Linked DNA regions of Mus musculus: regions 1, 2 and 3 are each linked to region 4. Evidence: chromatin loops called from intact Hi-C (ENCODE). Cell type or tissue: heart. All regions are shown on one strand.

Region 1 (8,000 bases), 200 kb after region 4:
GGTGGCTCACAACTATCTGTAATGAGATCTGATGACCTCTTCTGTTATGGCTGAAGACAGCAGCTGTGTACTCACATACATAAAATAAATAATAAATAAACAAATAAATCTTTTTTTAAAAAATGAAAGAAAAAAATCCAAAAGAATGCCCAGGAATAGGGGCTAGATGGCTCAGCGGTTAAGAGCACTGGCTGCTTTTCCGAGAGGCAAATTTCCAGCACCCATAGGGCAGCTCACAACTGTTTGTAACTCCCGTTCCAGGGGACCTGGCCCTCTCACACAGAAATATATACAGGCAAAACACCAGTGCACAGAAAATGTAAACAAATAAATCATTAAAAAGCATATTTGTAAAAAAAAAAAAAAAAAAAAGAAGAAGAAGAAGGCATAGAAACAAAGGAAGCAACGGTACAAACAAAACCAAGGTATCAGGTGGCACACACCTGTGGTCCCAGCCCTGGGGCAGGAGAGACTTTGGCAAGAGGAGCACTAGTTCAAGACCACTTAAGGTGACATAGGAAGTTCAAAGTGAGCCTGGACTATATAGTGAGTGCTTGTCTCAGAAACAACAACACTCACAGAGAACCAAAAAATACAACAGCTATAAAACCCACAGTGACAATACTCCTCCTCCCAAATAAAGTTAGGACCAGTGATGGAGGGAGGGAGGGAGGGAAGACTGGTGGATTGTTAGGCCCAGTGATGGAGGGAGGGAGGGAAGACTGGTGGATTGTTAGGAACAGTGATGGAGGGAGGGAGGGAGGGAGGGAAGACTGGGGGATTTATAAGCCACAGCTCAGAGCAGGAGAACCTATGGCTCACCTCAAGGGCAGTAACCAGAGCACTGCCCTCTTTGTCCCCGTTTGCCAAACCCCAGCTTCCACAGAGCAACGCAATGAACCCACACAGCGTTGTATTATAGGAGAAAACACAGATGTTTGAAGGACCAATTTTTCTTGTTTGTTTGTCCGCTGTTGTGTGGGTAGTGAGCATGTCTGCCTCTTGCTTTGGTGGGAGACACTATCTTTATCCTCCAAGGCTGTTTTCCACATAAAAATCCTTGAAAGGATCGTCTGGAACAAAGGGCAGTCAGTGCTTTGCATGCAGTACACATGCAAGGGACTTATAAAGAATGGGCTGTACCTCGTGATGGTAGATTTAAGCTAACTACATTAATAGCTATGCTCAGGGTAAACAAAATACCTCAATTAAATGCAGTAATTGTCAGGCTGGACACGAGCCATCTATGGTGAAACCACTTTGTTTATTAAGATGGAGAAGAGAGGCTGGGGTGTCTTCTGTGTATGGAGTTAGTATACCTGAGGCCCTGGGTTTGTTTGAGCCACAGCCTTGCATAAACTGGTGTAAGAATATACACCTCTAAGCCCTGGGCAGAGGCCGAAGGGTCAGAAGTATAAGACCATCCTTGCCTATGTACAAAGTTTGGGAAGTTTGAGGCCAGCCTGGGTTACATATTGTATCAAAAGAGAGAGAGAGAGAGAGAGAGAGAGAGAGAGAGAGAGAGAGAGAGAGAGAGAGAGAGAGAGAGAAAATAAGGAGACAGAAAATTAGTAAGGTTAAAGACATATAGGAGCTAAACTAATTTAATCTGTTCCCCCAAAGAACATACATTCTTTTAAGTACACGTGGATTTATATTTGTCAATATAAATCATCCTGTAGGTATCTGACAAAGCTTGCAAATTCAACGTGATAAAAATAATACATACTATACTTCTGGAGCCAGTGAGTTGGCTGCTCGACCTGGCTCAGTTTCTCTTTTCAAACCTGATCTGACATCTTTGCTACCCTCACCCAAACGCCTTCCCTTCCACTCCTAATACTATTAACTAAAATTTGAATTCAAACCATGTTATTTTTGATCGTTTATCCTCCAACAATTACTGAAGTCAAAGAACCACTGTTGTTCCTTGGCTGTGTGACAATTTGTATAGTGGGCATATTCACTCTACCACAGCCATGCCCCACTTGAATCCTGAAAATACTTCAACTGAAACCCGAGGCAGATCAGCCCCAAAGCAGAAATACAAAGAAACAAAACAAACAGACAAACAAACAAACAAACAACCCAAGCAGCAGAACTACTCCAAAATTTACTAACCCTACAGTAAGAGCAACTAGGGAGAATAAATTAGAAATCCCAAAGAACTCAAAACAATAACTGTGTTCTAAGAAATAAAAAATTAAAAAAAAGAACTCCCAGTCAAGAAACAAATACCTGAATGAAATAAGAAAGACAACACAAAATATAAAGGAGGAATTTAACAAAGAAATGCTGAAGAAAAACCAGGCACAGTTGGCAATGAGAACACAAGTCAAGCAGTCAACCCAAAGGCTTCGGGAAGTCTCAGTAATTGAATGATTGCAGAGGCACAGAGCTGACAGGCGGTGGTGGCGCACGCTTTTAATCCAGGCACTTGGGAGGCAGAGGCAGATGGGTGTCTGAGTTCAAGGCCAGCCTGGTGTACAGACCGAGGTCCAGGACAGCCAGACAATTTAAAGGAACAATCCAGCAATATGGCACCAGTGGGAATTCCAAGATCTCTATGTGTATTAGTCAGTGTTCTATTGCTGTGCAGAGACACCATGACCACAGCATCTCTTATATAAGAAAGCATTTAGTTGGGACTTGCTTACAGTTTCAGAGGTTTAATCCATTTTTGTCATGGCAGGGAACATGGTGGCACAGAGGCAGACATGGTGCTGGAGAAGTAGTTCAGAGTTCTAGATCTAGATCCGCAGGAAAAGTAAGACATTGGGACTGGCTTAGACTTTTGAAACCCCTAAGTTCCATCCCTACCCCACACCCACACCAAGTAACAAACTTCCTCCACGGGGCTACACCTCCTAATCCCTCTCAAGTAGTTCCACTTTCTGATGACCAGGCATTCAAATACATGAGCCTATGGAGGCCATTCTTCAAACCACCACACCAACATATTCTGAAAAGACCAAATCTACAGGCAATACACATGGAAGGAGGAAGAGGAGGAGGAGGAGGAGGAGGAGGAGGAGGAGGAGGAATCACATTTCAAAAGCATAGAAAACCTGTTTCAAAGAATCATGACAGAACATTTCTTAGAGTTAGGGAAAGAAATGGCAATTCAGATATAGGAGGCGTTTAGGATAGGAAACAGATCAGAAAAGAGCCTTCAGTCAGCATATTATAATTAAAACACCAAATACACTGAACAAAAAAAGGACATTGAACGTGGCAAGAGAGAAGCATCAAGACACATATAAAGGCAGACTCACGGGAATAACTTCAGATTTGTCAACTGGAGAGCTGTATGCCCTCTTCTGGCATGTAGGTGTCCATGCAGACAGAGCACTCTTACATTTAAAAAAAAAAAATAGATTTAAATTTGTATTTTAGCATTGGGGGTGGGTGGGCATGTACAGACCATGGTCTGTGCGTGGCAATCGGAGGAGCATTTTCAGAAGTCTGTTCTCTCCAGGAACTGAGAGGATGCCTCTGCAGCAGAGGTGTTGCAGCTCCTGGGAAAAAGGATCCCCAGTGGAGCTCAGGAGCTCAGGAGCCTCGGCCCCACTCCTTCTTCACTTTTTCTTTTCATTGCTTCTTTTCTTCTAACAAGGGAGTCACACCAGGCAGAAATCTTCATGAAAGAGATTTACTGAAGGATCCAGGGTGTGGAGAGGAACAAATCCAGGGAGATTTATTGAAGGATCCAGGGATTCTGCTCCCAGGAGTGGGCAACAGGGAATTGGGCCAAGGGCAGTGCTTAGATGGTATTTTGGCGGGGGCGGAGCTTCTCGGGCAGAAATTTCCAGAGTGAGGACTGGTGGGACTTCAAGCTCAATCTTGAGCTTGGGAGACTCAGGGATTGGTGGGTTTCCTGCTCAGGGATTAGTGGGTTTCCTGCTCAGGAATTGGTGGCTTTTTTTTCCACCCCCTTTCCCTGCATCGGGGCCCATGGGTTAGGGTGGGAAGTCCTTCCTGACATAGGTGGCTTTGGCTGAGGTGCCATCTCTGTGGATCTGCTTGGGGGAGGGGGGGGGCAGGCGGGGAGAACGGCTGGAGAGGAGGTGCTGCCATTGTGGACAGCTCCTATGGGACAGCTCCTGCAGTGGTGTGTTCACTAAGGCTGTAGACTGAGGCAGGAAAGGTGTCAGCTCCTGTGGACACCTCCTGAGAAGGCTGCAGGCTGAGGAGAGGTTGTGGTGCCACCATTTTGACAGGAGCCACCACTTTGGACAGCTCTTGCAGGATATTTTACTGCAGTGGCCATAGGTTGAGACAGGAAGGAGGGGCCTGTTGCCACTTTGATGGCTTTCGAGGCACAGTGGCTTTTGTGATGCGCCACTCAGGGACTACAAATATTGCAGAAAAGGAGGCAGAAAGAGTGTAAAAGCCAGAGGACGGGTACAGTGACATGAAACAGTACCTTTTGGACATAACATAAACACAGCAGCAGTGGGGACCTGTGTAGGAGCGCACAGGGCCAAGCCTGTGAGTAGTCCAAGATGGATAGACCCCACCCCATTACGGGGAGTTAGTGGTTACAGGAAGTCATTTTTCCCCCAGGGGTACATCCATTGGTAAGTTGTTCATGACCCAGTAAATAACTCTATATCCATGCAGTTAACTATAATTAAATGCAGTGGGTTATAGAACAACAATAGGAAGCTCATAAAGTAGGAAGGGATATGTTCAGAAGAAGGAGGAGGTAGTGAAAAAAAAACCCTTACAGTCCAATATAGCAATTCTAAGACTCTATATCATAGAAATACATAAATAAACAAGACTGCACATTACAAGTGCCACCCTCCCCTGGGTGTGTCAAGCCCAGCCTTGCAGATGCCAGGCAGGTGATCTACTGCCACTGTCAAGCTCTGTGGTATTTCATTAGTGTTTTGAGCTAGGGTCTCATGTAGCTCTTTCTGGCCTTGAATTCACTACGTAGTTGAGGATGACTAAATTCCTAATCTTCCTTCTACCTTCCAAATTCCAAAATTACAGCTATGCACCACCGTGTGTGTGTGTGTGTGTGTGTGTGTGTGTGTGTGTGTTGGTCTCTTTTTTGAGACAGAATGTCACTATGTAGCTCTGGATGTCCTAGAACTTGTTTTGTATGTAGACCAGGCTGTCTTTGAACTCAAAGAGATCTGCTTGCTTCTACCTCCAGAGTTCTAGGATGAAAGGTGTGTGCTACCATCCACAACAGCAGGAATGTGGAGGTATTTGGGGGAGTCAGTTCTTTCTTTTTACCATGGGATCTAGGACGTAAATTTAGGTTGTCAGTGTTGCATGGCAAGTGCCTTTCCCCACTGAGCCATGTCACCAGCCAGCCATCAGTTAATTGTTTAATTAACGTTAGTATATATGTTTCATGTGGAGGTTCATTTCTTAAAATGTATTTATTGAAACAGGGTCTTACTATAAAGCTCTAGATCAGGCAGCCACTCTCCTCTACCTGTGGGCCACTACCTCTTTAGGAGTTGAAGGATCCTTTCATAGGAGTCACTGAAGACCATCAGAAAACACAGATATGCATTATGATTCCTAACAGTAGCAAGATTCCAGTTATGAAACAGCAACAAAAGACTTTTGTGGTTGGGAATCAGCATTACATGAGGAATTTTATTGAGGGGTAGAAGCATTGGGAAGGTTGAGAATCACTGCTATAGAAGCTGCAGACCAGGCTGGTCTGGAACTCAGAGAGATCTACTTACCTCTGCTTCCTGAGAGCTGGGACTAAAGGTGTGTGCCATCACGCCAAGACTCATTCTACTGTCTCTTATATCCCAGATGAGTCATGGCTCTGGCAATTTTGTCTATCCCACAAGTAGCTGAGACTGCAGGTGTGTAGCTCTGAATCCAAATACAAAAGTCTTAACCCTAAAATATTTACCAATGGGGCAGAGATATTACCGAGATATAACAGGCTATGTCACAACTGTGTAGTATGGAAATATGTCCAAGTGTATCTGTCTACTTATCTGGAAATATGCCGTTTTGTAAAGATTCTCCGCTGTGGTGGATCTTTGACTATAGCCATAGCTATGGTAATGTGCTTTCCAGAATTAAAGTAGGTAGCTTCTCTAGTTTCCAGCCTGCCCTACCCTCAGGACCCCAGTAATGGTGATCCAATGAGATGTTTATCCATCACCTGACATTCTTTAACTGGGGACTCACTGGTCACTCCTAGTAATGGCAGGTGAAAACCAAAAAGGGGACTTAACTTCAGGTGAGAATGTTGCCTGCAGGTCTGTATGTGGACTGCCTGCATGCCTGCTACCCTCAGAGCAGAGGAGGACATGAGGCTCCCTGGAAGTAGAGTTCTGATGTTTGTAAGCCACCATGATGGTGTTTTCAGCCTCTCTCCCAATCTTGTCTTTCTGTCCTATAGCTACTCCAGCCTGTAAGGAAATGGTAGGCTCCCATCCTCAGAGACCACTCTACAGGTTCTGCTCTCAGTGAAGGCCTGCACTATCTTAAGTTGCTTGTCTCTCATGTGTCTTTCCTTCCTGCCAACCTTTCAAAATGTACACACAGAGGTAAAGACAGAGAACGGAATGGGTAAGATGGTGAATGTGGCACCTGAAGAAAGTTCAAGTATCCGGGTCTATCCAGACCAGAAGATATTTTTGACAACTGTCACTTGGAAACAAGTATGTGCTAGATTTCCAGAGCTGAATAAAAATGGAATTTGAAATGTAAGAACAAGAAGCTGTCAAGATGGCTCAGTGGTTAAGAGCACCAGCTGCTCTTGCAGAGGAGCAAGCTTTGGTTTCCAGTACCCACATGGTGGCTCACAGCCATCTGTAACTTCAGTTCCACGAGATCTGGTGCCCTCTCTTGAACTCCAAGGGTATCAGGCATGCATGTGGCACACAGACATACATGTAGGCAAGAATCACACACATCAAATTAAATAAATCTAAGAACAAGAAGAGAAGGAGGTGGAGTTAGGACACTCTGACTTGAATCGTGTTGCTCCTCTTTCTTCCTCAAGTCTGGACAGCACCAGGGGAGAGGTTTTCTTGGATGTCTTTAAATGGAAAGAGAACTGGTGGCAGCTACGGACTTCTCTAATATTCAAAGCTAGAAGCCACTCCAGTCTCCTCCCAAGCAAACTACTAGCAGTAATAAAGAGCTAGACTGACCTGCCTCAGGCCCAAAGAAAAGGTCACGGGGACCACTTATATCTTGATGATATCTATGTCCTAACAGCTGTGGCACTCAATTCAAGATCTAAGCCAATCTCATGCCCTCATCTACAGGTCTGTGTGGGTTGTCTTCAGAAGTACTATGGGAACCTAGCTTGTGTCCTTATGTAGCTAGCTACTCCAATGAACCCTCAGAGAGGAAGGCGGGACAGAGCTAGACCTGTTTGGTCTAGAAAGTCAAGCAGCAGCTCCAGTCTCTCAAAAAGCCCACTCAGTGATCACAGTCATGAAGAGTGAGGAAGACTTCCACCCATGAACAGATATGTAAGAGATAGCTAGACCCAGCTCAGCCAACACCCCACTCACTGTCTCCCACTGACATGGGTAACTTCCAATTACACATTTCTATGAAGAAATCCTCTGGGGCCACCTGTTCTAAGCCATCCACCCAGTAAATCTCTCTAACCTTGGAGCCCAGCCTATATCACTATCCAACAGAAGATGCCAAAAATTGGTATCACCAAGCCAGTGAATACATGCTGGGACTACCCTAACCAGGAGTCTGAATAGTACCAGCTAAGAGCTCTGCTGAATGGCAGAGTCTACAGCGGTCACACAGGGCAGATGTTACCCAGGTAGGAGTCCCACCCAGCACCAGTACAAAGGTAGCAGCCTAGCCAACTAGGAACACACTGAAAACTTTCCCGACCTAAGTTCTCTGGTCCTTCCATAATCATATGCTATACTAAATCCTGAAGGACTACCCTTGCCAAAGATGTACAGACCAGCAGAGGGGCTACCTCCTCAATGGACAGACAGCAAGTCAAGGGTCACTAGAGAAGACTATAT
Region 2 (8,000 bases), 220 kb after region 4:
TGTACTTACATATAATAAATAAATAAATCTTAAAAAAAAAAAAAAGATCTGGGTTTTATTTGTGTTTATATGTGCGTGTGTTTATATGCATACACACATGCACGGCCATGGCACATGTGTGGAGGTCAGGTCTCCAGGCTTGTATGGTAAGCACTTTTACCCACTGCACTATCCTCTGTACTCAGGAGGTCCTTTTTTGAAGGCTGAACTCCTGTAATCCCAGCATTCTTAATACTACAGTGGAATGATCATGAGTTCAGGGCCAGCTTGTGCTACACATAGATACCCCATCACCAACCAGTTAGATAGCCTGTAAGAAATGCATATGTTCCTGCCAAGACTGAATCATGAAGAAATAGAAAAATCCAAAGCGGAGGGTGTAGTTCAGTAGTAGAGGTCACAGCAAGGAGGGAGAGGGAGAGGGAGAGACAGGGAAAACTGAGACAGACCAGGAGTGAATAAGGAAATTGAATCAGTAATAAAACCCTTAAAAGTCTGGAATACAGCTCAGTGCAGTAGAGTGCTTGATAATGTGTGTACAAGGTACTGGATTGAACCTAGTTACACACACACACATGCATGTATGTAAACAGGCTCCTAGCAAGGAAAAGTTCAAGACTGAATATTTTCACAGCCAAAATAACTAAGACAATTCTTCTTACTTTTCAAAAAAAAAAAAAATGAAATCAAAGTGGCGCCAACTCTTTTTCTATGGCTAGTATCACAGATACCAAATCCAAACAAGAGCAAGAGAGCAGCAGCACAAGATTTTTTCTTTTCTTTTTTTTTTCTTCCCAAGACAGTGTCTCACTGTGTATCCCTGCCCACTGGTCTGGAACCCTCTATGAGGCATTACGCTGGCCTTGAACTCACAGAGATCAACTGAGAGTCAACTGTTTATGTTAACTTCTAAGCATGAATAGACACAAGTTCTCCTACACCTTTAGAAGTTTCCGAAATCCCCAAGCATTTCTTCAGAAGAAGACTTGAATAGTGTGTGTCTATCATGCTAGAGAGGAGAACAGTAACAGCCTTGAATAGTGTGTGTCTATCATGCTAGAGGGGAGAACAGTAACAGACTTGAATAGTGTGTGTCTATCATGCTAGAGGGGAGAACAGTAACAGACTTGAATAGTGTGTGTCTATCATGCTACAGGGGGGAACAGTAACAGACTTGAATAGTGTGTGTCTATCATGCTAGAGGGGAGAACAGTAACAGACTTGAATAGTGTGTGTCTATCAATCATGCTAGAGGGGAGAACAGTAACAGACTTGAATAGTGTGTGTCTATCATGCTAGAGGGGAGAACAGTAACAGACTTGAATAGTGTGTGTCTATCATGCTAGAGAGGAGAACAGTAACAGACTTGAATAGTGTGTGTCTATCATGCTAGAGGGGAGAACAGTAACAGACTTGAATAGTGTGTGTCTATCATGCTAGAGAGGAGAACAGTAACAGACTTGAATAGTGTGTGTCTATCTATCATGCTAGAGGGGAGAACAGTAACAGACTTGAATAGTGTGTGTCTATCTATCATGCTAGAGGGGAGAACAGTAACAGACTTGAATAGTGTGTGTCTATCTATCATGCTAGAGGGGGGAACAGTAACAGACTTGAATAGTGTGTGTCTATCATGCTAGAGGGGAGAACAGTAACAGACTTGAATAGTGTGTGTCTATCATGCTAGAGAGGAGAACAGTAACAGACTTGAATAGTGTGTGTCTATCATGCTAGAGGGGAGAACAGTAACAGACTTGAATAGTGTGTGTCTATCATGCTAGAGGGGAACAGTAACAGACTTGAATAGTGTGTGTCTATCATGCTAGAGGGGAGAACAGTAACAGACTTGAATAGTGTGTGTCTATCATGCTAGAGGGGGAACAGTAACAGACTTGAATAGTGTGTGTCTATCATGCTAGAGGGGGGAACAGTAACAGACTTGAATAGTGTGTGTCTATCATGCTAGAGAGGAGAACAGTAACAGACTTGAATAGTGTGTGTCTATCATGCTAGAGAGGAGAACAGTAACAGACTTGAATAGTGTGTGTCTATCATGCTAGAGGGGGAACAGTAACAGACTTGAATAGTGTGTGTCTATCATGCTAGAGAGGAGAACAGTAACAGACTTGAATAGTGTGTGTCTATCAATCATGCTAGAGGGGAGAACAGTAACAGACTTGAATAGTGTGTGTCTATCATGCTAGAGAGGAGAACAGTAACAGACTTGAATAGTGTGTGTCTATCATGCTAGAGGGGGAACAGTAACAGACTTGAATAGTGTGTGTCTATCATGCTAGAGAGGAGAACAGTAACAGACTTGAATAGTGTGTGTCTATCATGCTAGAGAGGAGAACAGTAACAGACTTGAATAGTGTGTGTCTATCTATCATGCTAGAGGGGGAACAGTAACAGACTTGAATAGTGTGTGTCTATCATGCTAGAGGGGAGAACAGTAACAGACTTGAATAGTGTGTGTCTATCATGCTAGAGAGGAGAACAGTAACAGACTTGAATAGTGTGTGTCTATCTATCATGCTAGAGGGGGAACAGTAACAGACTTGAATAGTGTGTGTCTATCATGCTAGAGGGGAGAACAGTAACAGACTTGAATAGTGTGTGTCTATCAATCATGCTAGAGGGGGAACAGTAACAGACTTGAATAGTGTGTGTCAATCATGCTAGAGGGGAGAACAGTACAGTAACAGCCCAACTCAAATAAGCCCAGTCCTCTCCCTTACCTGACAAGCGTGGACCGACAAGAGTTGGCGCCCATGAATAGTAAGTCTAAGATTTTCAAACTTTTCCTTCCCTCTACCTGCCATGGACAGACCAGGCTCATATCAGTACTTAATTTTCTTTCAGGGCATGCCTCTCCAGCTCCCCCCAACCCCCTTTCAAGAATGTTACAAGAGTTAGTGGGTGGTTAGCAAGACCCTCTCTGAAACAAAGAGCCATTCCAGAAAAATAATTGCCCACATACCAAGGGCTGCCAACATGAGCTGCTTCCCAGTAGTTCAGTAGCCTTAATGAAGGGAGAGCAACGCCTCCCTGCAATACAAATTCTAGTTTGAAGAAAGGAGCTACAGATTGTGGAGAAGTCCAAGTTTAAAAGGCAAACACCACAGGCTCCACAGAGCAGGGAGCAGCAGGCAAAGATTTCTAAATACAGAGCTCAATTGTAAGAGCACCTATTTCTCACTAGATCATCGTTTGCTCTGTCAAAAATAGAACCTTCCACATCTTGATCCATTCAGAATAAGCCACAGCAGGCTCAGCTTTGCTTACACAGGGCAACCGGGTCAGAAAGGCCACACAGGGAAATGGAAAAAGCAGCCAGCAGGTTTTCTTAGGGATTATCCTGCTCCAGCTTTTATCCTCCTTCCCAGCTATTCTGGTGCCAAGAAAGCTGCAGGGAGGTCTTTAGCTCTGGTCTTTCATCAGCAGTCCCACCGCTCTAACTCCCTCTACTGCCCAGTATTTTCTTTACAGAGCTGGCTTAATGAATTTCAAACTCAGGCATGTTGAAAGTGCTAAAGTAGTCTACTGAAAATATAACCAAAGGGCACACATTTAGAAAGGAGATCGCTGTAGCTAAAGGCAGCTCCCAGGGGCTGACTTTTATGGTCATTACAACTCTCCTGCCTCAGACAGAGTGATTTTATTCACTTTAATGAATCTCAAAAAGAACTGGGACTTTAAAAAACTTTATTATAACTTATTTGGTGTATAATGTATGTGGGAACACAAGCTCGTCACATTCATGGAGGTCAGGGGACAATTGGACGCTGGCTCGTTCTTCCCCACAGTGTCAGGCTTGCTGGTGGGCGTCCAGGTGCTTTTACCTATGGAGTCATTTTTCCAGTACAGAAACTGAACTTCCTGGTGGACTTTCAGCCATCTTTACCTTTATCGTGATTTCAGATGGGCTCTGGGGCTGGGAGTGCTGCCCAGTGACAGAATGCTTACGTAGTATACACCAGGCCATGTGTTTGATCCCCAGCACCACAAAATATAAACATAGGATTGGCCTTCCTCATCTTGTAGTACCCACTAAGAACATAATACTAAAACTGTTAGCATGAGTGAGGTGGCACATGTTCATAGTCCCAGCTCTTAGAAAGCTGAGGCAGGAGGACTAGGCTTAAGGCTACCTGGGCCAAACAAGGGGAACCAACCTAAAATAAACGGAGAACCCCTGCTTGCTTGTGAATCTGTTTCAGTATTTGTTCAACTTTGCCTAGAAAACCTCTATTAATTGTCTATCACAATTATTACGCAAAGCTGGAGACTTCCAAGTGTGAGGGCTAGAATCTGCCCATGTGAGCTTTCAAGGGTGACAATCAGAATCAGGAGAAACAATACACTCTCCTAAAGGCAAAGAACTTACTTAAGAAGTAAGTGATGGTGGAAAAGAACCAATCCCCTTCAAGTTGTCCTCTGATGAAATGAGCATAATCCACACATGACACTGCACCAATATAGTGACAAAATAAACAAGGGCAAAAATACCTGCTGGAGGGAGGGGCAAACCGCACCCAAAGCACAGCCCCCTGACTGGGGAGGGGAGTAGTTGCTCTCCTGAGGCAAGGCAGGAGAAATGTGCAGTCCTTGCTTCAGGGCAAGCCCAAGACACCCAGAGGACAAGCCAAATTTCGGTGGAGCAATGATTTTGGCAGATGAGCTGCTGTGGACAGAGGGAGCAGCCAGGCACCATCTTGTCCTGATTTGACATAACTCAGGACAAGCCTGTAACCCCACACAGGGAGGTCAAAGACTCAGGAGGAAGCTGTCCCAAATACTTCCATCACCTTTGTGACCCCTTCAAGCCTACTTTTGCACACATGTGCTGTAGCATCCATATGACGTCAGAAGACAACTTACAGGAGCTGGTTCTCTTCCATGTGTCCTGGGGGTTGAACTCAGGGAATCTGGTTTGGTAGCAAACAACCTCATCTGCTGAGCCATCTTACCAGGCCCCTTACTCTCTACATTTTTATTTATTGCTTTACAATTTCTTGCTCTTCAGGTTTTTGTCTCATTTTGTTGGTATGATTTGTTTTTCTTCTTCCAGACAGGGTTTGTGTAGCCTTGGCTATCACTCAGAGAATGCCTACCTCTGCCTTCTAAGTGCTGGGATAAACAGCATGCGCCACCACCATTGAGCTTTGTATGTTTCCTTATTTCTTAGCTCCCCTCCCGCTTTTCCTTCCAGGATCCTCTCTATTTTGGCTACCTTAGCTCCTTCTTGCTCTTCTCCTCCCTCCCTATTACACCTGTTTCACTGCATCTCAAAGCATTGACTTGCTCTGCTTGTGTTTCTCCCTCTTCCCAGCCAGCTTCCTTTATTTCAGCCCTCCCTATTTCCACACTTCCCTAAATATTTTTAACTGCACAGTCAGCTCACCACTGTTTTATGATCTCTGGTAATGTAAGGAGCATGATTGGTTCAAGGGAAACTTAGCTCTTGTGCAGGTTGATGCTGCTGTAGTTTCAAGTGTTACCTTCCCACTGAGTCACAGGGAGGGAGGGCGAAGTCTTCCAGCATAGGCTGCTCAAGACTGGCGGTGGTGGTCCATGCCTTTAATTCCAGCACTCAAGAGGCAAAGGCAGGTGGATTTTCATGAGTTCGAGGCCAGCCTGGTCTACAGATTAAGTTACAGGACAACCAGTGCTACACAGAGGACCCCCCCCCCCAAAAAAAAAGACAAAACAAAAATATTTAAAAAAACAAAACAACAAAACCCCAACCCTTCCTTGACCCACATAAAACACAGTAAGCAATGAACTCAACTGAACAGAAGACCGTCCGGGTGGAGCCTGCAGACTGACAGGGTCAACCTAAGGCCATCCAGAGTCACTCAGAGAACAAGGCTCCAGCAGGCCTGAGGGGCTTTAGATTAGGCTACTTGGCCTGTGAGGGATTATGGTAGAAGGCCCTCCTTAAGGAAGGTGGCACCATCACCCGGAAAGTCCTGCCTCCCCACCTTGGAAAAGGAAACCAGCTGAGTGACAGCAACCACCTTTCTCTCTTCTGACTGCAGACGGCTGCTTCCAGCTCCTGCTGCCTTGACTTCCCTTCACAAAGGACTGCATTTCAAACTGAGTCGCTAAAGTAACACTTTCCTTCCTTAGGCTGCTTCGCCAGGTCATTTTGTCACCGTGAGGAACAGGCTCACAAAGTGCACCAATAAAGAACAAATAAATGGGCAGAGGCATAACATCCAATTATTGGCATTGTGATCAACAGAGCAATCCATGGTATGGATAAGGAGTGGAAATGCTAATGGTATGATTCTATTCATGGGATTCTCATAGAAAACCTTTCAGATCAGGAGAAAAAGACATTGCAACATAAGAGGTATTTGAAACCTCAAATTAGAAAATGCATGGACATCATAGTAGAGTCAGTCAGGCAGTGGTGGCATACATCTTTAATCCCAGCACTTGGGAGGCAAAGGCAGGTGGGTCTCTGTGTGTTCTTAGATAGCCTGGTCTACAGAGTGAGTTCCAGGACAGCTAGGGCTACACAAACTCTGCCATGAAAAAACAAACAAACAAACAAACAAACCCCTCAAACACACACACACACACCCCATAGTAGAGTCAAGATACTAAAAGCTAAAAGGCAAAGAAATGACATTGAAAGCTAAAGGGGAAATGTCAACTTAGTTGCAAAGGCAATTAATACTAGGTCTCTTGGGGCTAGGGAGATGGCTTGGTGGGTCAAGCCATCTGATGACCTGAATTAGATACCTGGAACCCAAATTATGGAAGGAGACAGATTCCCACAAGTTGTCCTCTGATCTCCACATACATGATTTGAAACACATACACATGAAACAAATGATAAGACTTGAAATCCTTGAACTTAGAGGAAATTATAAAAACTGTAAGATAAAAGCTTCCTGAAAAGGATTCCAATCGGCACAAGACATTTCCCAAGAGCTGGAAAATGAGTGATAGTCTAAGTGAGGGGGAAATCTTTGCCACAATGATCAATCCCACAGGGATGTATAGAGTATACGGAGAACTCCAGAAAGTGTCAACACCCAAAGCAGACCATCTAATGAACCGGGAAGGCAAACTGCAGTTTCAAAAATAGTCACAAGTATTGAACATCCTTAGCCAACAGAAATGCAAATTAAGTGATTTGAGGAGCCTGGCAGTGATGGTACATGCCTTTAATCACAGGAGGCAAAGGCAGATGGATCTCCTAGGTCAAGGCTGGTCTGGTCTACAGAGTGAGTTCCAGCACAGCCAGAACACAGATAAACTCCGTGAGGGAGAGGGGAGAGAGGGAAGGGGAAAGGGGAGACAGGGGAGGGGGGGGAAGGACTGATTTGAGGATCTAGGGATATGCTCAGAAATAAAATGCTTACGGCAGCATGAGAACATGAGTTTGATCCCAGGCAGTAGGGAAGTATGTCTGTAATCTTAGTGCTTCTGAGGTTGGACATGGAGACAAGTGATTCCCTGGAAGCTCATGGGCCAGTCAGCTTGTTACATTTAGCAGTGGACAACAACAAAAGACTCAGTCTCAAAGTGGAAGATGAGGACCTATAACTTCCATATGCATGCCATGCCATACATACACCTATAGTCTCTCACACAATCACAATCTAAACTGAGACTCCATCTCATTCATCCCAATCAAAACAGCTATCCTTGAGGGGGAAAAAAAAAAACAAAAAACCCTAACAAATCCCAGTGCGAGTGCTGGAAAGAGAAACTTACTGCTGCTGTTCAGGCCACAAGCCTGATAGTGATTACTAATGTCTGCATGAAGGTTTCTCAAAAGACAGAAATGTTACTGTGGACATGACCATAAAGAGAAAATTCCCATGAGGTTTTTCATATGCTACTTGACTAGCAGTTACCCTGTTGGGTACATGCGGGGGGTGGGGACACAGAAATGTCATATGGCTCGCACGGACTCAAAAGATTGGAGAGACTTGCACTTCCACGTTTACTGTGGCACTTTTCACAAGTTAGCCTAAATG
Region 3 (8,000 bases), 67 kb after region 4:
GAAAGGAGAGTAGCTTTCATGTCAACTTGTTGTGAAACTCTGTCATCAACATTGTAGCCAGAGGAGGGTTCCTCTACAGAACATGTAGCAAGAGAGTCTTGAAATAAACCTACATGTCTTCCTGATGGTTTTTCTTTTTTCTTTTTTCATTTTTTTTTTGTTTGCTTGTTTTGCTCTACTTTTGAGACTTGACCTTAAGTAGTTGGAGTTGGCTTCAAACTTAATAAATAATCTTAAATTCCTGATCCTTTTTGTCACCACCCAAGTGCTGGCCTTACACCACCATGCCCATTTCAAGTGATCTCACAATAAACACAAGAAGGAAAGAGAAATGAATCATAGACCTAATAATATAAAAATGATACGATTTTTGTCAGGTTTAGTTGCACAAAACTGTAATCGTAGCACTTCGGAGGTGGAAGGAGGAAGAAGAGGAATTCAAGGCAACCCTCAGCTATTTGTCTAGTTTAAATCCAGTTTGAAGCCAGCCTAGGATACATCAGGGGTGGGGGAGGGAGGGAGGCAACCTTACTGGGTCTACACTGAGGCAATGTGAAGAAAGTCTTAGACTCACCTTTGGGCGCATGTGCGCGCACATGCACAAACACACAAACACACACACACACACACACACACACACTCATTCACATATTTTTATTTTCTTTCCCCCCAGAGCCATCCATATCTGGGCTCCTTTTCCTGTGAAAGGTTCTTTGCCTGCCCCACTGCCCCCAGCCAAGACCTTTCCTCACCTGCCTCCATAATCAGGAGCCTCTAGTAGGCTACAGCTTTACTTCAGCTCTACAGCTGGCTTCAGGATAAGTTACCTCAGGGCTCTGGGCCAAGCTATGCACAGTGCATTGTGTTGGACAGATACACAGTTGGGCCTCAGTCAAACACAGCAGGGTCCTCTGCTCCTTCGGGTCTTGGCAGAGGGGAAGACTGCACACAGCGTCTCTGGCACATTTACCTCAGCCCTCAACGCTTCCCTAAGGGCCTCTGGCACAGCCTTACCTAGACTGCACATAGGTTCCCACAGACCTGGCTGTGGCTTTCTGGTTTCCTCACCCTAATCTCATCCTCTTTTAGACCCAAGTTCATGCTGTCCCAAGCCCCGCCTGTGCCTTAAGGCATCATTCTATAAGGTATCCCAAAAGGAGATGTTGAGAAGAAAAAGTCAGCCATGGTAGGTACATGCCTATAATCCCAGCACCCAAGAGATGGATTCAGTATGGGGTGTTTAAGTGAGTCTGAGCTGCGTATCAGGAGACCCTGTCTCAATAAAGCAACGCTTCCAAAGCATTGCAGTGTGCGCCTCTAATCCAGCACGTGGGAGGCAGGTGCATCGCTTTGGTTTCAAGGCTAGCCTGGTCTACACATTGAGTTCTGAGCCACCATGGTTCAGAGTTCAGAGCTACCATGGTAAGGTCCCATTTCAAAAAGAAAGAAAGAAAGAAAGAAAGAAAGAAAGAAAGAAAGAAAGAAAGAAAGAAAGAAAGAAAGAAAGAAAGAGGAAGAAAGGAAGAAAGGAAGAAAGAAAGAAAGAAAGAAAGAAAGAAAGGAAGGAAGGAAGGAAGGAAGGAAGGGGAAGGGAAGGGAAGGAAGGAAGGAAGGAAGAAAGGAAGGAAGGAAGAGAAAGAAAAAAAGAAAGAACAAATCCATAACCCAAACCGTGTGGATGGGGATCAATGGTGAAAGTCACTCACAGAACTCATAGCAGCCTGGATTCAATATCTAGCACTGGAAAAAAAGAAAAAGGGAAGAAAGGAAGAAAGAGAGAGAGAGAGAGAGGAAGGGAGAGAAAGAAAGGAGGAGAGAGAAAGAGAGAGAAAAAAAGAAGGAAAGAGAAAGGAAGAGGGAAAGGTATACCCCTAGGTTTTCTGTGACTCCCGCATAGCACACCTCCTCTCAATTCTGGACATAAGGAAAAGGATGCCCCTTAGAATATTTTGAGAAAGAAACCCCTGAGTTTTCCAGTTTGCCAGTCTTCCTCCTGCACCAGGCAGGTGACTGCACACCTGGGTGAGCCTCCTTTTCCTCTTTCTAACCCTGCCTGCATCAGCCCTCAACCTGTGTGTGTGTGTGTGTGTGTGTGTGTGTGTGTGTGTGTGTGTGTGCATGTGTCTCCAGTGTGCTTGTGTGCATGTGCATGTGTGTGTATGTATGTGTGTGAAGGGGATACACTCAGAAACATTCTGGTGACAGGGAGCAAGCCTAAGGAAAAGGAGTCTGGAAGACTGTTTCTTAACCTGTAGATCACAACCCAAGGTTTTTACAGGGGTCGCCTAAAACCATCGGAAAACAGGGATATTTACATTAGGGCTTATATAACAGTAGCCAAATTACACTTAAAAAGTAGCAAAGAAAATAATTTTATGGTTGGTGAGTCACCACAACATGAGGAACGGTATTAAAGAGTCGCTGCATGCCAGGCAGTGGTGGCGCACGCCTTTAATCCCAGCACTTGGGAGGCAGAGGCAAGAGGATTTATGAGTTCGGGACCATCCTGGTCTACAGAGTGAGTTCCAGGACAGCCAGGGCTACACAGAGAAACCCTGTTTTGAAGAAAAAAAAAAAAAAAAACACAAACAAAAAAAAAAACAAAAAATAAATAAATAAAAATAAGAGTCGCTGCATTAGGATGGTTGAGACCCATTGACTAAGAGGCTTGCTCAGGGCTCCTTCACTGCATTTGTTTCTAAATCATAATTTGTATCTATATTCCAGGGAGAAGCTGGGTCATGGACCCCGCATAGCCAGAGCTTTGGAACGCCTGACCAGGGACCTGGAGATTTGGCAATAGCACCCGCAGGGAAATGACAGCTCTTTGTCCTGGCCACTTGATCCCCTCCTTTTGGACTGCTAAGAGGATACAACTACCCTGGTCATGGGAATGGCTGGATCCGTAGGACTCCGAGACAATGGCTTGGCCAGAGCACGTGGGCGAGCCCAGGAGGCTGGCTTGGGTCTGCAGCTTCCTGGGAGGAAGTGAGGCATTGTTTCAGGGGCTGTGTGGGCCCGCTGGAACTCAGCACAATGCAGGGAGCGTGGGTGCCAGGTCTAGCCCACCCGACAATCAGCAGCTTGTTTATTGCTTTAATGACCCAGTGCTAGATCCACCTGGAAACAGACCTGCTAATGAGCGGAGACAGAGCTGGCTCCGCCCCAAGGGAAGCCTGTCGGGCCAGCTCCCCTGGAGGCACTAAGGGTGTGTGGTCTGAGACTATGGGAGCTGAGAAGTTGAGACCTGGGTTCTGTCTGGAAAAACCACAGCGAGCTCTCAGGCTTCTTTACCCAGGCTTCCTTCCGTGGGTCATGAGCAGGTGGAGCGGGGGAAGGGAGCTGTGGGGCAGCCTCTGTTATCAACTGCTAGTGGCCTTGAACTAACTGTCTGAGACTTCTGGGCCTCAGTGGCTCCATCTTTCAGGGGCATACCGAGATCATTCTTGCTGTCTCCCCCACCTCCTCAGGGTATCGGGAGGCTAAGGGGAAGATCAGACATAGAACTACTTTGAACTCCTTAAAAGAAAAAAAAAAAAAAAAAAAACCTTTCAGACATCAAGGCTTCCCAGTGTTTGCGCCTTTCCCCTGTGGCTGGAACCAGGGTGCTTTGGGAGATGGAGCGTCTGGTCTGGTTTTCCCAGACTGTTCATCACACACCTGCCGGGGACTGAGACAAAGCCAAACGCCGCTCCTGGATCAGAGGCACCTGGGAGCTACAACAGGTGCATTGGAAGGGACACCCGTGTGACACTGCACAAACTCTCGAAACTCCCAAGTGTGATGAGCTCAGGAGAGTTTAATTCCTGGTGGCATGTCAGTGGTGGTTGTAGAAGTCTTAATTCCATCACTGTCAGTAAACTATACAAATCAGGGAATTCTGTGTTACCTGAGATCTGGTGACCTAGCATAGCGTGGGGACAGGCTCATTGGAAGTTTCACTGGGGCTGCTGGGATCCCTTCCGAGCCTCCCTGAGCAATCCCAAACCAAGCGTGACTCACCTGCCCTCTGGACACAGACTCCAGGAGACCAGAGGCCTGCTAACCCAGTCAGTAAGCTGAGGCGGCCATGAGACCGGAGAGAGAACTTTTCTCTTTTGTACCATACTGAGTTCTGGACATTAAGAAGCCAAAGTGAAGACACAGGACCCAACACTGGTGTGCCAACACACCAACCCTCGAAACTTGCAAGTATAATGTGCTCAGGACCCTGCTGTATGTTGGATGCTATGATGGCCATAGCTCTGGGGGATTCTTTGCCTTGGTTCAAACACAAAAGGAAGTGGGAAAAGGAATTATGACTGGAAGATGAAGAGAACAGGGTGGAAGCCACCTGAGTTGAGGATAACAGATGACAGGGGACACCATTTTTCTTCCTCCCTCTCCTTGTTCATTTCTCTTGCTTATTATTTCCTTTTTACTTATTGTAATGAATATATGCACATGTGTGTGTATGCATTTGTGTGTGCACATGTGTATGCATTCATATGTGTGTGTGGTGTATGCATGTGTATGCATTCGTGTGTGCACATGTGTGTGTGGTGTATGCATGTGTATGCATTCATGTGTGTGCACATGTATGTGTGGTATATGTATATGTATGCATTCATGTGTGTGGTGTGTATATGTGTATACATTCATGTGTGTGCACATATGTGTGTGGTGTATGCATGTGTATGCATTCATATGTGTGGTGTATGCATGTGTATGCATTCATATGTGTGGTGTGTGTATGTGTATGCATTCATGTGTATGCACATGTATGTGTGGTGTACGCATGTGTATGCAATCATATGTGTGTGCACATGTATGTGTGGTGTATGCATATGTATGCAATCATATGTGTGTGCACATATATGTGTGGTGAATGCATGTGTATGAATTCATATGTGTGTATGCATTTGTGTGCACATAAAGCCAGTTATCAACATCTAGTGTCTTCCCACTCTGTACTTTAGTTTTTGAGATGGGTTTCCTCACTAGACTAGTCACACTAGTCAGCTAGTGTGACTGGCCAGCAAGCTCCAGAGATCCTCCTGTCCCTGCCACCACAGCACTGGAATTACCCCCTCAGTGCTGCTTCTGGGGTGCTGGGGATCGCAGCTAAGGTCCTCAAGCTTCAGTGGCAAGAGCTTTGCCTCCTAAGCCATTGCCCCAGCTCCTCTTTCTTATTGCTCTACTTTTTAAGAAAAGATAAGGTCGTATGCCTGGCAGTGGTGGCACACGCCTTTAACCCCAGCACTTGGAAGGCAGAGGCAGGAGGATTTCTGAGTTCAAGGCCAGCCTGGTCTACCAAGTGAGTTCCAGGACAGCCAGGGCTATACAGAGAAACCCTGTCTTGAAAAACCAAAAAAAAAAAAACAAAAAACAAAAAAACAAAAAAACACAAACAAAACTCTTGTGAGACTTAATGAATGTTTTCTTGCTTGGTTTCAGAGATTTGTTTTAGCACAAGTTTCTTTACAGGTGGGGAAGGGTTCTCATCATAGATTCTGCTGACCTTTGACATGGCGAGGGGGAAAGGAGGGACTCGGGGAGGGTAAAATGGTGAAGCTAGTGGAGAAAGCAGCGAGCACCCTGGTCTTGGACTGTGAGGTAGGCCCGTTGTTTCAGACAAATCCTGTCTATGCATTTTGCAACAGCAGCCCAAACGGAGGCGGGTGCCTCCCTCCAGGAGGGTATCCAACCACGGCAGGTACATTGTTCGCAGTTAAAGACATTTGCTTCAGAGTTCAGGAAGTCCTGGTCTCAAATCTTGTTTCCTGCCTCTTATTAGCTGTGCAACTCAGGGCATGTTAACGCCTCTGATTCTATTACCTCATCCTAAAACAAGAGTAACCCGAGAGCCCTCTACCCAGCGTTCTTGGAAATTGAGGCTACTTAAGCACTGAATCTGGCTTAAAGTAGGGGGTAGTGATGGCCACCGAGAACATCCTTCATTCTACAGAAGGCACCACTCTTGAGCAAGACAGCACTCAGACTCAAGAAGGACCTGTGAGAGGTCAGGAGACCCAGATCTCTCATGGGGGGGAGGTGGTCTTACTTGGGGATTTCAAGTAAAAATTCTACCACTTTCACCCCCTCCATGAGACCTCAGTACTGTCTCAGTAAAGCTAGACACTCCGATGTTAGCCAGGGGTCTGGGATCCTAGTTTTGAATATTTATGTTGGTATGTGTGTGTGTGGGAAGGTGCACAAATACCTAGGTCTATATGTGGAGGTCAGAGAACAGCTTTCAAGTTACCTGCTAACTTGCTGGGCAGGGTTTCTGCAGCTGGGCTATGTACTCTAGACTAGGAGCCCTGTGAACTTCTGGGCAACTCTCCTGTCTCTGCCTTCCATCTCACAATGGGAACAATGGGAGTACGGTGACATACTGCTTTTTGTATGGGTTCTGGGCACTGAACTTGGGCCACCAGGCTAGCACTTTTACTTGCTGATCCAGCTCCCAGGCACAGGTTCTGATTTTGACCTGGGAAAGTGCTGTAGCAGCCTGCCTTGTTTTCCAAGGGGAGCTCCTATCTGGGCTGCCTCCTCGCCCGGGACAGATGAGGTCATCACGCTTCTGAGCAAAATGAAATCAACCAAAATGTCTCAGCACTATCAAAACAAAACGTGGGATTATCACGGATAACTATACAGTGGCCCTCTGTGGCTCAGGGCAGTCTTGGAGACACACAGGAGGCAGATCTACTTTCTTTCCCGGACGCTCCTCTGCACCCCAGGGACAGAGCTAAAAGTCGGCTGTAGCTTGCAGTGATGTTGTCCACCTCCTGTTCGCCCAGACACTAGGAAATAGCAGTGTATTTTTAGGAATCCTCCTGCCTCTGGCTGTTTCCTTTCCAGGGCAGGCCTGGGAAAGCGAGCGCACAGGAGCTCAGGGAAGGAAAGCTGCTTGCGCAGGGGCAATTGCTCTGACAGAGGCCAAGGCCTGGAAGCCTAATGGCTCAGAGAAAGACAAAGAGAAACCCTGTGGAGGGGCAGCAAGGGGAGGCCTCCAATGAGAGAAACCTAGTAAACACCCATCATGGGTTCTTCCTAGGGACAGACTGAGGGCTCCGGGCAGGCACCAGACAAAGCTGCTTCAGGGAAGATGGGGGTGGGGCGTGTGGTGACCCGGCTTCTCGGCTTCTCCCAGAGAGGAATATTCTTCAGCTGCACAATAAAGATCAATGATGACCTAATCACCCAGCCCATTCCAAAGGCCCAGGGGTGGGCCCCTTCCTCTCCGCGGCTCTGGGTTTAATCATTGAAGAGTCTTTGGACTTTGGGAGACTCCAAAGAGAAAGAAGATCTGCAAATAATTAAGCCAGGGATTGTCCTTCACGACAGAAGTATGGACGTGTCCGTGGGTGTGAAGGGTGGAGAGATGCAGCAGGTTCCCTCAGCATGCATCATCATCAGGTGGGCGTGGGTGACAGAGAACCAGAGCAGAGGACACCAGGACACTGGACAGCAAGTGCTGTCACCAGGAAAATGGACAGATGGAGATGGGAGAGCCTTGTTCCCTGAGAGCCAGGCAGGATCCTGAGTATTTCTTCCCACCTAGGGCTCTTTTCAGTGCTCATGGCCCATTGACAAATACTACAGGTTTTGGAACATCCTTGATAGACTCAAAGGAGCACTAGATGACACTGGATGGGTCAGCAGAGCCACTGTCTAACTGCTTCAGTATTTCCTAGAGATCTCGGGACAACTAGCTATCATCCCAAACGAAGCAGACAGGTCACTATAGCAAGGCTCTCTGGCATCATCCTGAGAAGTGTTTCCTTTCCTTATTGTCTTTTGCCTCTGGCTGGCAGCAGGGTTCCCCAGTCTCATAATTCCCCATCTAGCACAGCTCCATCCTAAACATCCTTGCTGGGATTACACTGAACCTCTAAGTTTCTTTAGGGCATTTGGTCTAGGCTGTCTTTCCTGGGCCTTCTTTACTATGGAAGTGCCATAAGCTTCCTGCCGAACTCCCACTCTTCCCATACAACCCCAGGTTCCTATGAAAC
Region 4 (8,000 bases):
CTCTGCAAGATCCCCACAGTGGCTGTGTCCCTCTCGCTGAGGGTTATGACAGGCGTGGCCTGGTAGGGCTGACCCTCTCTGGCCTGTTTACAGGCATCTCATTTCTTCTGGGCACTCTGGGCACTCATACAGAACCAGTATTCTACCATCAGCTTTGACTTCCTCAGGTGCGTATGGGGAGTGTGGGAAGATGTGTGTGGGCGGTGAGAGGGGAGAGCCTTGACCACCACATGACCAAAGCTAGTCAGAACAGAACGTCAGTGTCCTTCCAGTGTGCAGCTGACCCATCCCCAGCAGGGGCTGCCTGGGGAGCTCCACCAAACCTAGTGAAGGTGTTCCTATCCACCACTAAACCTCTACCAACAGTTCTCAGCCTGTGGGCTATGACCCCTTTGGTAAACCAGTCTCCAAAAATATTTACATTACGATTCGTAACAACAGCAAAATTGCAGTGAAGTAGCAATGAAAATAATTTGCCGGGCAGTGGTAGCACATGCCTTTAATCCCAGCACTTGGGAGGCAGGGGCAGGTGGATTTCTGAGGACAGCCAGGGCTACACAGAGAAACTGTCTCGAATAAAAGGAAAAAATAATTTTATGGTTTGGGGGTCACCACAACATGAGGAACTATATTAAAGTGTCATAGCATTAGGAAAGTTGAGAACCACTGCTCTGAACTGTCCTGCCCAGCATCAGGGCCCACACTACTGGTGCCATCCTAGCCAAACTGTGAGAACCAGTGTGAAGGATAGAAAGCTGCCCAGCTCTGAGTTCAAGGCCAAACTGGTCTGCAGTTAGTTCAAAGGCAGCCAGGACTACACAGAGAAACCTTGTCTACACATTTAAAAAAAAAAAAAAAAAAAAAAAAGGAGTTGATTTGGCTAGACCTGGTTGAGTTTGTAGTAGTCCTCAGTAGGCTGTCAGGCGCCCTGCTCACCCACTTCCTTGCCTGTCCCTGGCAGGTATGCGGTGATCCGATTCAACCAGTACTTTAAGGTGAAACCTCAGGTGTCGGCCTTGGAGATGCCAAAATGACCAGCCTCCTGTTTCTCCATGTCCTCTTGCTGCCAGATCTGCTCCCCAGGGTGCCTTTCTGCCTTGGAGTTGGGCACCCTGGGGCAAGGCGGGCACCCACGGAGAAGGCTCCCAGTGGATGCCAATGAAGACCTCATTTTCCTGTTTGGAGGGGCTGAGTCCCAGCATTGGGCGTGGGGAAAACCCTTCATCCTGCTAGGCTTGGAGAGGAAGTGCCTGCAGATAGTGGGGGGGCCTGGACTGCCCCCCTGTGAGAGCACAGTTGCCAGCCCAGGCACTGCTAGAGCTTGGGCTGCCTCAGTTTGTCCTTGACCCTTCCTAGTAGGGGAGGGGAGGGTTCATTTCTACCTCTGGTGCCCCACCCCCACCCCAGGCCTCCAACTGAGCCGTATGCCTCCTGTGAGAGGTACTGAGCTCCAAGCCAGCAGGAAGCCAACTCTGGCTTGTCATCCTGGGGAGAGGTCCCAGCTGCACTCGCTCCACAGCTCCTCCAGCAGCTGCCTCATCTGAGGCTGCCAGCTTCTCCAAGCCGGATGCCATCCAGCCACCCCTTCTCCTGGTCCCCTCCTTGTGCTGCTGCCATGCTCCTGCTAGGTCCCTGCAGAGAAGAGGATGGTAGACCTGGAGCAAGCATGACCTTGGGTACCAGAGGGCAGGCACCAGAGCCAGCATCCTCTTCCACTTCTCTTCCTTTTATTCTGAACTTAACCAAGATCTTCCCATGTGGAACTGAATGGCGGAAGGCAAGGGGGCAGGGCCTAGGCACCTAGAAGCCAGCACAGTTACCAGGACATGGCCAGATACTGAAGGTGTTGCCAGCTCGGTACCCACCTCCCAGTCCTTACAGGCCTAAGGGAGTCTGGTATAGGCCCCTACTGTGATTCATTTGTAGATTATGGTTTTCTGCATTAAAACGTTTGTTTCTGGAATACGGTCTTGGAAGGACAGTGGCTTGGGATCTGATTAGTATGGATGCGTGTGGAGGAGCTGGGCCAGACCTGGCCTCCCTTCCGCCGTGCTTTTGGAGTTCACCCCTGCTTAAAGCACAGCAGCCTGTACACCTCTGGGCCACCCTCGTTGGGGCCTTCAAGGTCACGGATACTAATGGAGAACCTGGGGGAAAAGACGTGCCCAGGCATACAAATGGTGAGCTCGTGGCTAGCTGTCCTGATAGAACCAGAACATGCCGTCCCTGCCTCTCCCCATCTGCCCTGCCCTGCTTCTCACGGATTCTCTCATAAGGTTCCAGTTGGCCAGAGGATTTGGGGTGGTGACGGCACAGCAGCTAGATGAGGCCTATGGACAAAGGTACCCGAATACCCTTGGTAGTCGGGCTCAGTGCCCCCCCCCCCCCAATGCATAGGACCAGCCAGAGGTCCAAAAGAGGAACTGGGAGGAGTCCCGAGATAATGGGGTCTAATTTCCCCTGAGATCAGAGTTTGGAGTGAAGTTAGGGCTTTGAGCCAAGCAGCTCCCTCTAGTGGCCAATTAATAGGCAGAGGCCAAAGAAGATTCCAGAACCCTGGGCAAGTCTCTTGTTGGCCCCTGCCTCAATGCCGGATAGGGGACCAAGGTGTAAGGACAGCAAGAAAGAAAAAACAGCCAGAGCTCTGAAGGACAGAGCCAGGAGTCAAGACACTCCCTCATCAACTGGCCCTGGGTCTTGGCAGTGTGTGGTCTTTCTTTTCTTTCTTTTCAATATTATTATATGTAAGTATACTGTAGCTGTCTTCAGACTCCAGAAGAGGGCATGAGATCTCATTACAGATGGTTGTGAGCCACTATGTGGTTGCTGGGATTTGAACTCAGGACCTTCAGAAGAGCAGTCAGTGCTCTTTAACTGCTGAGCCATCTCCAGCCTGCAGTGTGTGGTCTTAATCCCTCTTTATCTACTTTCACCCACATGTAAAATGAAGAAATCCTCTGCAATGCCAAGTTTGCCCCATAGTTAAGTTTCCTCTACTTCCCAACATCTTTGCTGAAGGTAAGGTTTTGTGTGTGTGTGTGTGTGTGTGTGTGTGTGTCTATAGCCAAAATAGTGAACGTTGAGCCTATCAGCTCAGGTTCAATCTCACAATACCCAGAGCATCTCTTAGCCACCCAGAAACAGTCTTCTCCCTCTTGCCCCATGTGGTGGCTGGATGACCCTGGCCTCCTCTGATGACCCCTCATCCTCAAAGGCCGATTCTCAGCCCTTCCAGGTGATGCAGCTTTTCCTAAAGAAGGGGTTTGGACTTGGAACCCAAGCTCTGTGAGGAACATACACTATGCACGCGCGCGCGCGCGCACACACACACACACACACACACACACACACCCGCGCCTCATGGAGGACAGAGCCTTTGTTAACCTGGACCATTTCTTTTACAAGAGCTGCTGTTCCTCCATACCATGTTGATGGTATGAGTGTAACCAAGACCTGTCTTTACAGAACCCCATTAATTTTGAGGAATTCTGTCCTTTCCTCCAGTGACGATTCTGTCACAACTATGGCTTTGAGATCCCCATTCTAAGTGTTGGGTCATGGAGTTTTGAAGACCATCACTAGATAAGTATGGCAGGGAGCCCTCCTGAGTGTCTGTGTGTGAACCCTGTTGCGGAATGAGCCCACAGCTTTCAATGGATCCAAGTGACTCCCTCTCCCAGACGGTAAGATTCATGAGGAAGTTTTAAGACTTATTCCTTTCAGTGAAGGGGGGAGCTGAGCCACTGTCCCTCCAGGCTGCTGCAGTGCCTCCCTCAGCAGTGTGTCTGTCACAGGCCTGTCCTAGGTCTCCGTCCGGTCAAAGCCATTACTTTCAGACACTTTGCCTGATGCTCCCACATGCTGCCACCAGGGGGCAGCAGCGACTGGCTGGCGCTAGACTCGAGAATTCGGCCAGGCCAGCCTCCCAGCAGAGAAAGGGCACGTCCTGAAATGGTCGGTCTTTATTACACCCATCAGAAAACAAATATGCTGGTTAAGTTATTCATCATTATCTTCTTAGTAACAAAATAAAGCACTATCTATGTTTACAGTCATAAAAAGAAACAGTCTGGAGAGAAATAGGGTCAACAGCGGTGGGGAGGGAAGCACCTGGCCTTGTGGGGTTTGGGGTCTTTCCCTGCCCCAGGGCAGCTCCAGATCTTTGACTAGGTGCTAATGATTTCCTTGGGATACAACCAGGAAGCTAATTTAGGAGGAAAGGGGGGGGGGAGGGAAGAAGCCACCCTAAGCTCATGAAGAAGGGATGGAGACCAGCTGCCATGGGGTCCCCTCTGCAGGGCTGTCACTGAGAAAAAGATCCTCATGACTGCGGCACACACGTTGGGAATCAGGGCAGAGCCCCCTTGGAGGCCTGGGCTGGCTCTCACGGCCCTGGGAGCTAAAAATGGCTCCGTGGGAACTGACTGGCAGAGTCTGAAGGGAGGGAAGGGGTCATGGGGGTCAGGAACTGCCAGTCCCAGGGGCAGGCTGGGCCCTACAAACACCCAGAGGATACAGCGGGTGTGGTGGGACAGGGACAGACGGAGGAGGAAGAGGGAGAAGTGTACATGGGGAGAAAATACGCAGAACCTGAGACACCAGACTGACAAAGAGGTAGCAATGTGGGGACAAAGGAACACAGAAGCAGCCCCCAGAGAAGCATCAAGACACACATCACAGAGCTCACGGGCGTGCCTGGCTCACAGTGACACTCAGCAAATGCCTTCTGCCAAGAGTGGCGTGATGAACATGTGTGGGCCGCGCACAGACACACAGTAGCCAGAGGCACATGGACTTGGAAGACAAAAGACAGCACAGCCAGACTGCAGAGTTCAAAGTAACCCAGGTGGCAGAGGGGTGACCTGGGAGCTTGTAGGGCAGGTGTGTTGTCCCACAATGGCTGGTCTGGACCAAGAAGAAATGGAAACAAAGCATGTGACCTCAGGGGGGCAGGTGTGTCCCTGTCATCCCCTTGAGTGGGTGGGCAGACAGGAGGAAGTACATCCAGTGGTCCCTGGCCATTGTCCCCAAGGGCTAAAACCCTCAGCAAGCTTTGTCCACCACGGCCACATGACTCCCACCCAGCCAGGCCATTGGCTCCTCCGATGGGCCCAGAGGTGTGATGAAGAGGAGGACCCCCATCTTGGGAATGTATCTACAAGTGCAGTTTCACCCATCACCTGGCCACACCCAAGTCCAAGTACCAAGATAGTTCAGGAAGGCTGGCTGTGCCTGTCCGGATGGGAACAAGGTCTTTCCCCCAGCGGTGACGGGCCGGGCCCAGCGAGCTGGGGATCAGTCTGTGAGTACCACCAGCTCCTCATCACTCTTCTCGTCACCCTCTGAGTCCTCGTCCTCGCTGTACCGGTACATCTCTCCATCGGCCACCGAGTGCCTGTCATCTGTGCCCTCCCCTTCCTCCCGGAGACTGCAGGTATTGATGATGACAGGCATGTTGGGGTCCAGGCCCTGGGGGTCATAGTGCTCCACCAGTGGACGTGCCAGGGGCAAGCCCGCTGCCCGAGGGAACAGGATATCTGAGCTCACCTGTGCCTGGCCAGCCTGCGGGCTGAGAGGCAGAGAAAATTCGCAATTACAGATGTACCCATGTGCCCTCCCAGCCCTTCCAGCCCTCCCTGCAGGCTGGGTAACCGGCATACTCTGGCCCTTGCGTGTGCTTCCTGATGGCCAAATTCACTGCCAGCTATAGCTCGAAAGCTCAGAGTCGAGGGTATGTTGGACGGTGGCACGTGAATATTATTTTGTTTTAGTGTCATTGACCACAGAACTCTACCCTAGTGCCTGTCATGGTCAAATAAGGGGCCTTCCTACGGGATGAATACCTGTGGTGTTCTCAATTTGCCCTGCGTTTGTCAGGCTGCAGGTGCCCCAGTTTAGGTCTTATACCCAACTCCCAGTCACCAGTCTCGCACACAGTCATTATCCATCAGGGGTCACACACAGGCAGATGGCACACAACTCTGCTCCCAGATCCTTGCTGGCTGCTCTGCCTGCCTCACACAAAGACCAGACACACACACAACCCCAGTCTCTCACAGCAGCCACAAGCCGCCTCTGGCCACCAGGGAGGGCCTGCTCACGGGATGGTGTAGCTTTGGCGAGCACCCTGGCGCCGTGTCCTCATCAAGGCCTTGTACTCGCCCACTCGCAGCCGCCGGCCCTCCACGACACAGGTACGCTTAGGCCTTGGCTTGTACTTATAGTCAGGGTATTTCTCCAGGTGCTGCCGGCTCAGACGGGCCTGCTCCTCGTAGTACGGCTGTTTCTCCTGGTTGGTCATGGACTTCCAGCGAGAACCTGATCCAATACCAGGCAAAAACTAAGGGCCAGACTCTCGTGGTACCCCACCAGGTTCCAAGCCCTAGCTAGAAGTCCTGATTGGACCCTGGTCTTCAATTGGGATCAAAAATGATAAGGCATAAGCACTCATCAAGGGCCTGGCCAAGTGTGGATGCTCCCTGGATGCTGGGCCAGGAAGAGATGAGGCTGGCAATGACGGGGAGTCTGTACCATTCTCATGTCAAACAACTCGGCACCCCTGAGAGGTCTCCGCCCCAAAGGCATTCACGAAAGAGCAGCCACTCCAAGCCATCAAGTATCCGATGTGAATCTGGGGTGTAGCTCAGTGGTAGAGCATGGGCCAGGGTAGACATGGGAAAGCCGAAAACAACCCTGGTGTTCCAGACAAGAAACCCGCGCAGTTACTGGAGGGGACTCAGCCATGAAAACACCACCCTTATTCAGACTTGTCGGCCCTGCCCGCTCCTCAGCCTCTGACACAAAGTCTCTATACCAATGGTCCACAATGCTAGTCTCTATTTTCTGCCAAAGCACAGGCCATAAGAGGCACCGGGTGTTTGGAGGTGGTAAAGAATACACAAAATCCCAAGGGGAGGGACAACCAAAAGAGCCCTGCGCTGGTACAAGGTCCTAGGATCCAGCTGCCAAGAACATCTCAACTGCTACACCTGGTAAGATTCTACCAGGATTCAATAAGGCATGAAAACTCCAAACAGACCCAGTCCTACTGAGCTATGTCCCCTGGGCTCAACACCCTGAGCTGCAGAGGACCCACGCCCTGGCCCTTACCAAGGATCTTGCTGATGCTGGAGTTATGCATGTCTGGGAAGGCCTGGAGAATTTTCCTCCGTTCATCCTTGGCCCACACCATGAAGGCATTCATGGGTCTCTTGATGTGGCTGCTGTTCCGAGACTCGGAAAAATGACGGGAGCCTGGAGGATGGGTAGGTAAGAGTCAGGCAGGCAACAGCTTTGGGGCTGGCAGAGATATCCCTTGCATGGCCACCAGGAGGCACTGATGAGGCTCATAGAGAAGTCAGCTCAGGCCTAGCAAGGCAGGAAGTAGAGGATGAGGAGGGAAGCGAAGGCCAGCGGTAAGCAGAGGCCCACCACGGCCAGAGAACAGGCACAGCAAAGATCCAGAGAAGCAGGGCTCCACAGAGTTGTTACAAGATACCAGAAGACGACCCACGGATAGAGACACCAGGGAACAATGGAGACACATGCCAGGAAGGACCCAAGAAAGGAGGGAGGAAGGAATCAGGGACGGACACAGCCCTAGTGGAGTTAAGTGGCGCCCAGCGCCAGAGCTCTCACCATCCATGTCACAGCTCAGCATGGCTTCCTCCAGGGGATGCACACAGCTCTCCTCCAGCCGCTCCTTGGCCGGGGAGGAGTCCAGGCTGATGAGGTCCTGCAGGTGACAGAGACAATGTGGGCATGAGTACTTCCTCTGTCATCCTGTCTTCATCTTCCTGTCCTCTGGGCAGAGGAAGATTGGCCCATACCTTCCGGAATGGGGTATTGGGGGAGTTTTCCAAAGCCCCACTGTGGCTGTGCAGCAGCTGCCGGGCATCCTGGATGGCTTTGGTGACGGCGTCCCCTTCACCGAGGAAGCCTGTTTGGAGAGGGAACAAAGTGAAGGGCAGGGACCCGAGGGCTTTGTCCCAGGAGCAGCC

What was found. A loop is a pair of places that touch in the nucleus more often than their neighbours do. Peaks named below come from ENCODE experiments on the same cell type or tissue, not always from the same donor. Only the 100,000 strongest peaks of a DNase experiment are listed, where the experiment ranks them.
Region 1: it touches region 4 in a loop (6-fold over the local background); 10 of 42 quality-filtered maps call a loop at or near these places.
Region 2: a loop joins it to region 4, with 5 times the contacts of the local background. A loop is called at or near these places in 32 of 42 quality-filtered maps.
Region 3: it touches region 4 in a loop (2.5-fold over the local background); 4 of 42 quality-filtered maps call a loop at or near these places.

What each region holds. Positions count from the first base shown.
Region 1 is chr1:133,582,882-133,590,881 of GRCm38, forward strand. No RefSeq gene overlaps it. Among named protein-coding and RNA genes, the nearest start is that of Snrpe, 23 kb to the right of the region's middle. In heart, a CTCF peak has its summit at 3,322 (motif pointing left); no DNase peak of the experiment used is centred here.
Region 2 is chr1:133,593,463-133,601,462 of GRCm38, forward strand. It overlaps the pseudogene Gm23939. Among named protein-coding and RNA genes, the nearest start is that of Snrpe, 13 kb to the right of the region's middle. In heart, a CTCF peak has its summit at 3,473 (motif pointing left); no DNase peak of the experiment used is centred here.
Region 3 is chr1:133,445,546-133,453,545 of GRCm38, forward strand. No RefSeq gene overlaps it. Among named protein-coding and RNA genes, the nearest start is that of Sox13, 25 kb to the left of the region's middle. In heart, a CTCF peak has its summit at 3,193; DNase peaks (open chromatin) are centred at 3,016, 5,776 and 6,826; H3K4me3 peaks cover 534 bases; H3K27ac peaks cover 3,070 bases; H3K27me3 peaks cover 247 bases.
Region 4 is chr1:133,378,356-133,386,355 of GRCm38, forward strand. It overlaps Etnk2 (ethanolamine kinase 2), which reads left to right. Exons shown (of 8, transcript NM_175443.5): 7 at 94-167; 8 at 962-1,963. The coding sequence ends at 1,034. It overlaps Sox13 (SRY (sex determining region Y)-box 13), which reads right to left. Exons shown (of 14, transcript NM_011439.2): 10 at 7,830-7,939; 11 at 7,639-7,735; 12 at 7,111-7,254; 13 at 6,102-6,318; 14 at 3,945-5,569. The coding sequence ends at 5,296. Among named protein-coding and RNA genes, the nearest start is that of Etnk2, 19 kb to the left of the region's middle. In heart, CTCF peaks have their summits at 2,528 (motif pointing left), 3,873 (motif pointing right) and 7,321 (motif pointing right); DNase peaks (open chromatin) are centred at 2,286, 3,776, 4,326, 7,326 and 4 weaker places; H3K4me3 peaks cover 414 bases; H3K27ac peaks cover 2,095 bases.